Regions from separate parts of the Homo sapiens genome. Here region 2 is linked to region 1. A link is a loop called in an ENCODE intact Hi-C map of the cell type or tissue named here. Cell type or tissue: Caco-2. All regions are shown on one strand.

Region 1 (5,000 bases):
GTTTTCACATATGTAGATACCTAGGAGTGGAATTGCTGGGTAACACTGTTTTCCAAAGTGGCTATACATTTTACAGTTCCTCCAGCAATATATGAGGGCTTCAGTTTTCCACACATTTTGCCAATACTTGGTATTTTTAATCTTTTTTTTAATGGCCGTTCTGGTGGGTGTGTATTGATAATGACCAATAATGTTAAGCTTTTTTTTACTGTTCATATTTGCCATTTGTTTATTTTCTTTGGTCAAGTGTCTGTTCAAACCTTTTGCCTATTAAAAAAATTTACTGTTTTTGTATTGAGTTATAAGAGTTCTTTATATATCCTGGATATAGGCCCTTTATTAGTTTATATAATTGGTAAATATTTTTTCCTAGTCTCTGACGTAGAGTCTTGTCTTTTAATTTTCTTGATGGTGTCTTTTGAAGAGGAAAAGTTTTTAATTTTGATGAAATCTAGTGTATCATGTTTTCTTTTATGGATCATACATTTGTTGTCATATATCTAAGGGATCTTTGCCTTAGCCAAGATCACAAAGATTTTCTCTTATGTTTTCTTGTAGATATTTCATAGTTTATTTTGTAAGTTTGTATCTGTGATCCATATTTGGGTTTATTTTTGTGTATGGTGTAAGCTAGGGTATAAGTTCATTTTTTGCATGTGGATATTTGCTTGTTCTGGTGCCATTTATTGACAAGTCTCTTAAAAGTTTTTTTTTTCTGTTAAACTGTATTACTGCAGTAAATAGTCTTACATATGCTGTGAACACACGCCTTCATTTTCTGACTGAATTGGGAGAAGAGGGAGGAAAGGAGTTTGTCTTGGGTCTTGGCCTTATTGTAGGGAGCTTTTCTATCATAGTTCACTTTGCTTTATTCTGCCCTTTAAGAAGATATTCACAGTCTTTGGGAACAACGAATAGAGTTCTGGTCAATTTGGCTTTAGTTAAGAAGGTGACTCTGTTATCCTCTCCCTAGGGATGATTATGAAATCTTATTTTGCACAGTTAGGGCTGGGTAAGCCTAGGATAGTACAAGCTATTGGACAGAACATTTGTTAAAAATATTTTTAGGCTGGGCGCGGTGGCTCATGCCTGTAATCCCAGCGCTTTGGGAGGCTGAGGTGGGCGGATCACGAGGTCAGGAGTTCGAGACCAGCCTGGCCAGCATGGTGAAACCCCGTCTCTACTAAAAATACAAAAATTAGCTGGGCATGGTGGCAGGTGCCTGTAATCCCAGCTACTCAGGAGGCTGAGGCAGGAGAATTGCTTGAACCCAGGAGGCGGAGGTTGCAGTGAGCCGAGATCGTGCCACTGCACTCCAGCCTGGGTGATAGAGCAAGATTCTGTCTCAAAAAAAAAAAAAAATATATATATATATAATATAAAATATACATATATAATATACATAATATATATTATATAATATATATAATATATATTATATTATATATAATATATATTATATTATATATAATATATATTATATATATATTTATTTCTAGCATGAGAATGATGAAACTCTTCTTAAAACATTTTATTTTCTTTTTCCAAATAGTTGTTTCTAACTATAAAACTAAAACATGTTTATTACAGAAACGTTTGGAAATTACCACAAGTATGAAGAAAAAACTTTCTTCCCCTATCATTGCCATCCTGATTTTGGCTCAGCAACACTTTTAATTTTGTGCAATTGAAATAGGGACTCTGGACCACTTAGTTTCTTGGAATAATTTTTGGATCTACTGAAGGATTCAGGCCTTTTAAAAAATATTTCTCTTGAGAAGGGAAAAGGATGGGAACTCACATTTGATGAGCATCTATTGTGAGCTAGGCCTTGTATCCCAGAAAGCTCTGTGAAGCATTAAAATTACATTAAAATAGCATGAAAAATTTGTTTCCTCTCTTCATCCTCCCTAACTCCCTGCTTTTTTTAGGCTTGGGTTAAATAATTTGCCCAGTGTCACTCAGCTAGTATGTGGTAGGTTTGAAAAGTTGGGGAAAACTTAAGTATCATTCAGTTAAAATTGTTAACCTGTGTCTTATTTCATGGTTTAAGAAAGATAGTTCTCCCCCCACCCCCCAACACAGTTTTCTGGCTTCTGTGGTCTTCCTTTTATTTTCTATCAGATTTAGAAGTCCCAAGATCCCCTTATGTCCTACTCAAATTAAGACTTGTTTCTCTTCTCCTTTCTGTATTGTGCTTTCAACTCTGAGGCCCTGTTTTAGCTTTGGTGTTTATTAGCTGAATAAAAAGATAAAGTGAGAGAGCTTAGAGTTTTAATAGGGAACATTTCTTGAATTGGATTGATTTCATCATCAATTTTACTTTCTTAAGTATTAACTAATTACTAGCTGTGGATTCCCAGGCAAGTCCACTCACTTTCTTCATCTGTAAAATGAACTACCTACTCAGCAAGGATCCTTCTGTGGTGTATCAGCATTCCTTATTATTATTATTTGTTTTTGTTAGTAGAACCATGAAATAAATTTCTGGCGATATGGGCACAGAGTATTTGCAGTTGTAACACAATGGTAAGTATCTATATCTAAACATAGAAAAGGTACAGTATAAATACAGCATTATAATCTTATGTGACCGACTGCTGTCTTATATGCGGTTCGTGGTTGACTGGAAAGTCATTTTGTGGTACATGACTGTATTTGCATTTGTGTCAGTGGGTAAAAAGCACTGGTTTCATGTAAAAAAAAAAAAGTGTGTGTGTGTGTGTGTGTGTGTAGGGTATTTGTGATTCTGGAGCCTGATTTTTCCTTCTTCATTTAGGAGGTATTTATGACTGTCAAGGCTACTTGACTGCCAGAACTTGCCATTGATGTGCTCACTTCATCAAATGGCATAGCTTATTCTAATCTGTTGTTTATTTTGTTGCCATAGTAACCTTTTTGAAAACAGAAAGGTGGTTGATATGTTTGTACAGGAATTCAGGGCCTTTCCCCTGATTGACATCTGCTGGCAGGAATTTTTATCCTAGTGATTCGGGCTAAGGCTTGGGGCTATAATGAGTACAAAGGGAGGTGGGATATTTGGACAGTTTGAAGCAGACTTCTTTATATTAATCCACTCTATTAATTGCTAAATTATTTTATTTAGTGATTTAGGGCTTTCCACTCGAGCCAGCTACTTGTTATATGAATTATATTTATTCCTGACAGGTGTTATGCTTGGGTTCAACATTTAGAACTCAGGCTAGAGTGGAGCACGTTGCTGCTACCTCAGGCTTATTCAGACAGACAAAATAGAAAACAATGAAAGGTGGCCCCTTCCAGATTTCACCTTAGTACATTTGGACTAGTGAACTAGGATGAGCAATAAAAGGTAGTTGAGGAGGTGTGGAAATGAAATCCTAAAGGCAATAAAAAGTAAAATGTTTTCACATCTCTTATTCTAGTGCCAGTGAACCTTTGACTTGGTTGCAGAACGAATCTACATGGGAGCAAGCAGTTGTTTAGAGTAAAATCTTTGCACAGATGTCTTTTCCCTTTTCACATGTTAGAAAAATTGGGAAGAAAATCTGTAAGTGAAATGCCAAAAAACTCAATGTAATCTTTTTAGAATGTCTAAGATGGACTACAGAATCAGTCTTAATCTTTTTCAGAAGACATGGCCACAGAGGCTTTTGTGGGAAGGGGATTGTAATTTAGTTAAAATTTAGTGAAGTCAACACCAGGACTCTAGCAGCCCTTCCTGGTGAATTAATTTTGTTCTTTGTGTCCTTAAGCTTTCCTTTTTGGACCTCTTACTTCCTGGAGGCTTTCTCTCCTAGCCCCTTTGCCTTTGGGTATTCTGTTACCACAAAAGGAGTTAACTCTTCATATGGTACAATCATCATAGCTGTTTTGAAATCTGTTTTTTAGCTGAGGGAATTAAGGCGGAAAGAAGTTGCAAAGGGGTCATGCATGTTGCTTTTCCATTTACTGTATTCTCTTAAAGTATATAATACTTTAAATGAACTGTTCCCTTCTTTTCCCTCACCTTCCATATGCTTATTCAGTCAAAAAGCCCTTATCCTCTGATCTCTGATAAGTACTGGGAAACTATCTGATCAAAAAAACCTATGATCAAAACAGTTCTTTGGAATGAATGTCCTTATCTGTGTTTAAAAGATGCTGGATAACTCTTGTGAACATTCAGTTAGTACAGTTTGTGGGCATTGTTTTGAGGCCCCTACAATACCAAAGAAAATGGTCAGCAACTTGGCACCTTACCACTGAAAGGGGCTTCATCTCTGAATTTGCATTTCGAGAGCTCACAGTGGGAGTTACAGGCTTTGATGGTATCACTGGTAGCCCAGAGAAAACTGACTGATATGTTCTAATTCTTGAGACAGGAAAGAAAACCCATACATCTTAGGATTTTTTGTAATCATTGATGCATAAATAATTTAGGCAGGAAATTTAGTTATTTAGGATGTTTTGTTTCCTGAAATGTTATTTAATTGTATTTTTCTACCCACTTGTCATATTATGGAAGTAGTTTATATGACAGCGTGCTCTTATGAGCAGTCATTTAATTACATCTTCCTTTGGACTTTCATAGCACTGTGACTTACCTTTATTATAGTACTTACTTACAAACTTGGAGAGAAAGATGCCAACTGTCTGTGAAAAAAATCAGTCTGTATTTAATTAAGGCACAAACAGAGCTAAAAATTAAGGCACAAACAGAGAGAGCTAAAAATTATTCATATTTTTCTCCTTGTAATGGCACTGTACTTGATGCTTCTATTTATTTTTAATTCTTAAGGTAATTTTATTTTTAATTTCTATGGATACATAATTGTACATTTTTATGGGGTACATGTGATATTTAATACAATCTACAATGTGTACTGATCAAATCAGGGTAATTGGGATATCCATCACCTCAAGCATTTAACATTTGTGTTGGGAACATTCTAAATCCCCCCCTTTGTTTAAAAATATACACTTTTTTCTATTTATTTTGATTTAGTTGTAGAAGTGCCATGGTTGGTGAGCAACTTGGT
Region 2 (5,000 bases), 120 kb after region 1:
GGTCTCGAACTCCTGACCTCAGGTGATCCACCTGCCTTGGCCTCCCAAAGTGCTGGGATTACAGGCGTGAGCCACCATGCCCAGCCTCTGGACATAAGGATTTTTAAAAGCTCTCCAGGCAATTTCAAAGTGCAGCTAAGGTTAAAAGGTTACTTTAGTGAGATTGAGCTTAACATTGCATCTGAAAATTGATTTATTTGTTGAATCAGGTTGGTGGCTTAAATCTGATTCAGTAAGAGGAACCAACTAAATACTTTGATCACATCAATAAATTTATACGTCTGTCTAGTATAAAATTGATTTAACTTTAATTTTTACTAATCTTGTGAATGTTGGTATATTAGATATCGATGCATCTATAACTAATACAGTGGCAGTATGCTGAAAATCACTTTTTTCGAGATCTTGAAACCAGTACAGTAAGGTAGGACTAAAAAATACAACTTTGGCTATTGGAGTGATGTAGTATTCCAGAAGTTATGGACTCATTGAGAAAGGGAGTGAAGTAGCCCCTCAGGATGAAAAGCAAGAGAAAAATGACCATAGACGCCATGGACTACTAACTTCTGTACCCATATCCATAGTACGCAATGATCTAGAACTTGCACACTAGTCTCTCAAAATGTGTATTTTTAAAATTATTTATATTTTTAGTTTCGTCTGTCTGCATTCTCTGCTACAAAATAGGCAGCAGAGGTAGGTTTGTGTTTTGGTTTAGATTGTTGATCCAAATGCTGGCTGGCTCCATTACTTAGTAGCTGTTAGGCAAGTTACTACATTTCTCACAACTTCAGTTTCCTGACCTGCAAATTACGGTAATAATATTCTCCTTCACAGAATGATTACGAGAGTAAATGAGATGATGTGTACCAAATGCACAGTTCAATATCTGATACATTGTTAAGCAGTTGATAAATATTAACAATAAAAGGAAGTGGTTATGTTGTGGAAATAGAAACCAGTATTTAATGAGTACTTACTAGTAGTATGCATATTAAGAATATATATCTCGGCCGGGCGTGGTGGCTCACACCTGTAATCCCAGCAGTTTGGGAGGCCGAGGCGTGCGGATCACCTGAGGTCAGGAGTTTGAGACCAGTCTGGCCAACATGGCGAAACCCCGTCTCTACTAAAAATACAAAAATTAGCTGGGCGTGGTGGCAAGCGCCTGTAATCCCAGCTACTTGGGAGGCTGAGGTGGGAGAATCGCTTGTACCTGGAAGGTGGTGGTTGCAGTGAGCTGAGATCGTGCCACTGCACTCCATCCTGGGTGACAGAGTGAGAATCTGCCTCAAAAAAAAAAATATATATATATATATATATATATATATATATCTCTGTCCTTATATCTTAATCCTTGAGCCTCTGTAAGAAAACTGCTGTTATCCCACTTTCCTTTTCTTTCTTTTCTTTTCTTTTCTTTTTTTTTTTTTTTTTTTTTGAGACTGAATTTCCCTCTTGTTGCCCACGCTGGAGTGCAATGGCGCGACCTCGGCTCACTCCAACCTCTGCCTCCTGGGTTCAAGCGATTCTCCTGCCTCAGCCTCCTGAGTAGCTGGGATTACAGGCATGCGCCACCACGCCCAGCAGGTTTTTTTTGTTTTTTTTTTTTTTGTATTTTTAGTAGAGATAGGGTTTCACCATATTGGCCAGGCTGGTCTCAAACTCCTGACCTCAGGTGATCCACCTGCTTCGGTCTCCCAAGGTGCTGGGATTACACGTGTGAGCCACTGCACCTGGCCCCCACTTTTCTTTAAACAGATAAAAAACTCTGGCTCATAGAAGCGAAATAATTTGTCTTAGATCAGACCATGGTATAAATGGGATTCTACTCAGACTTTAGCACCTGTACTTTTCCCATACCACACTATGATTTAGCCTCTAGGGAAGTCTCAGTTGAACATAATTAGATGAATTTGTAGTGAATTGGTATTTTTTTCCTCGTAGGAAAAGGTAGGTTGGTGTCAATTTTGTGAACAATATGGTGAGCAATGTGGGCATGCCATTTTCCAGCCTGTCGGAATCAATATTGTCCTTCATTTGAGTAGAATGTGCTTGTTTTTTTTTTTTTTTTTTTTTTTTTAAAGACGGAGAATGAGAATTTGGGCTAGGCAGTTTGTCCAACATTTTGTCAGTCTCTTCAACGCTCACTATTCTGTTGATCAATGTAGCAGATGGTGGACTTTGGAACTTTTTATCAGAGAATGTGTGTTGAGAAATGTTCTACTTGGAAGGAACATTCCTTTGACTCATAAAAAAATTTTTCTCTTAAAGACCTCTTTGCTCCTTGTTGCATTCAAATTACCCTGAATACTTCCTGCTGTGGGCACCGCATGAACTGTTCCTACAAAAGCCAGCCCTTTCCACTTAAAGTAGTGCAGCATTATATAAGGGGGAGAGCACAGGCTTTGGGAGCAGCCCAACCTGGATTCAAATCTATTACTTGTTAGCAATGTGCTAAGTAAGAGGGTGCTAATATTTATTGACTGCCTACTGTGTGCCAGGCATTATTAAATAATTTATTTACTATCCTCATTAATTTCCACAACAACTTTCTTTGCTTTTTCACAGCAACCTTTTAAAAGGACTGTTACATTTTTTATAGGTCAAGATGCATGCTCAAAGAGGTTAAGTATCTAGCTCAAGTTCTCACTTCTTGTAAGTGGTAAAGTTTGATTTTGAACTGAGGTTTATCAAACTGCTAATGTATGTGGTATACCTTGAACAAATATGTTAATATTTCTGTTCTCAATTTCCTCATCTCTGAAACCGGAATACTACCACTTTGAAGGACTGATAAGAGGATTAAATTAGTGTACTTAAAATTTTCTGTCAGTATCTGTTTAAGTAGATACTCAAATAATACTAGTTTCTTCCCTACCTTTAGTAAGTAATAATAACAGAAGAATGAAGCAATTTTCACCTCTGCCTTTATTAAAATGTTTTACATTTAACTTTGTATTTTGAAAAATTTTGAACTCAGAAAAGATGCAAGAAACGTGCAATGAACTCCTATATATCCTTCATCCAAATTCTCCGATTCTTAACATTGGTTACATTTGCTTTATCTGTGTGTGTATACATATACATATATAGAATTTTACTGAAGTCTTTGAGAGTAAGTTGCAGAATCATGACCTTCTGTTCCTAAATATTTCAGCATATATTTCCTAAGAACAAGGACAGTCAATACAGTAACAGTGCATTTATCAAAATTAGTAATTTATCATTAATACAATAATCTAATATATAGTAGTTTATATTCTACTTTTCACCATCTGCTTAATAGTGTTCTTTTAAGTATTTTTCCTCCTGATCTGGATCACACACTGGATTTAGTTGTCATGTTTAGTCTCCTTTGCCACCTGTGCCTTTTGAGCCATTACTGCCACTACATTGGGTTGTATTAGAATTACTTCCTTAGATTATCTGTCTCTTCAGAGAGTGATGATCTCAAACCATCTTAAACGTTGTGAGTAAAAGAGAAGAATATTTGTACTCTTCTGCCCTGGAGTGAAATCCCAACAAATACTTGAGTAACTGTGTATGTCAAGAGATTGTGCTGAGTGGTGGAGATCAGCAGGTCAGGAGATACACGGTCCTGGTTCTCAATGGGGCTTCCAGATGAGTAAGATTGTTATAGTGCAGTTCAGCAAGTCTTGCTGAGCTCACAAGAGAGACTGCTCCTGGAAGTGTGCTGGAAACTAGATACAATTCAGGGCTCCCAAAGGATGTTTAAAAACAATATTAATTACCTCATGACAGGAAGATTGAAAATTTCAAGGTAATCATATTGTCAGCTTTTCATATCTTAAAGTCTGTTTTGAAATCGGGTTGAATGTGAAAATCTAAGAGACTTTAACACTGTCTGATGTAGTAGTAATGAAACAATGCCTGTACTGCATCATTGCCACAATTGGTGGTAAAGTACCATTTCGTTTATTCAGGGTGATAGTTTCCTCATTGGAATTAAAAAAAAAAATCAGAAGGCAGTAGAAATCTCTATGGACCTTCCTGCAGTATTTATATTCGTTCATCTACAGATCTTTCTTTCACTTGTTTTTTGTCTGGTTTTTTAAAGTGTCAGCTGAGGCTATGGTGCCTCTTAATTCACCAACTGAAACAACCAGAATTTCTAGTGCATTTGGTTATGCTTTCCTGTCCTGCAAGGCCTGATTTGGTTACAATATAATCTTTGTTCACATTTTTCAAGGTAAATTTTAGATACCCAGCCATAGTCCTCTTTATGGCAGAAACACAAGGCTGACGGACAACTTAATTACCAACTGTAGATGTAGGAAGGGCTTCCAGTCAAGAGAATGCTGAGTAGTTATTTTACAAGTCTAAAGGAGACTGAATGTGGAAGATGGATTTAAAATGGAAATGTGGTAGTAGTACATAAAGAAATTCTGTGCTAGAATTGTAGAGCATTCAGATACACCTAGGATTCTAGGTATGGGCCTCATAGTTCACCTAAGAAGGAGAGTGGACAGAGAGAGAGCAGGGCCTTGCCTTTCCTTCCCTCTACTGGTCCTGTCACACATAGCCACTCTATTTCTGCATATGATTTTATCTGAAAACATGCAGCTACTTAGAAGTTTGAAAACTAGTGTCTTAGTTGTATTTGTGAAATTGTACCAAGCCATGGTCTCTCAGGTTCCTTGCAGCTCTGTATAAAGCCTCTGAGCTGCTTTATTCACAGGTGTTTGCTGTCCATTGGTTGCATACTTTGGGAACATAGGTGCATGGTAACATTGGTGCATGGTAACATTAAGTTAGAGCATACTGTGAAGCAGATGATGTTGGAACTAATGGTTCATGTGAACTATTTGTACTATCACTACCAGTGCTACAGAGAGACAATTCACTTTATTTATACTCTATTACAGTGTCTTCAAATGTTCATCTCAAATCAGGTACATTTTGATCAATGCTGTTATACCATTTTATCATAATTTAATTTGCAACAGTTTTTTGCCTTAGTGGTACATAAGATGATG

Evidence for each region. Hi-C counts contacts between places; a loop is a spot of excess contacts. Peaks named below come from ENCODE experiments on the same cell type or tissue, not always from the same donor. Only the 100,000 strongest peaks of a DNase experiment are listed, where the experiment ranks them.
Region 2: it touches region 1 in a loop (10-fold over the local background); 1 of 110 quality-filtered maps calls a loop at or near these places.

Annotation. Positions count from the first base shown.
Region 1 is chr15:85,441,063-85,446,062 of GRCh38, forward strand. All of the region lies in intron 1 of AKAP13 (A-kinase anchoring protein 13), which reads left to right. Among named protein-coding and RNA genes, the nearest start is that of AKAP13, 63 kb to the left of the region's middle. In Caco-2, no CTCF peak of the experiment used is centred here; a DNase peak (open chromatin) is centred at 2,909.
Region 2 is chr15:85,561,272-85,566,271 of GRCh38, forward strand. All of the region lies in intron 5 of AKAP13 (A-kinase anchoring protein 13), which reads left to right. Among named protein-coding and RNA genes, the nearest start is that of AKAP13, 180 kb to the left of the region's middle. In Caco-2, no CTCF peak of the experiment used is centred here; DNase peaks (open chromatin) are centred at 1,700 and 2,340.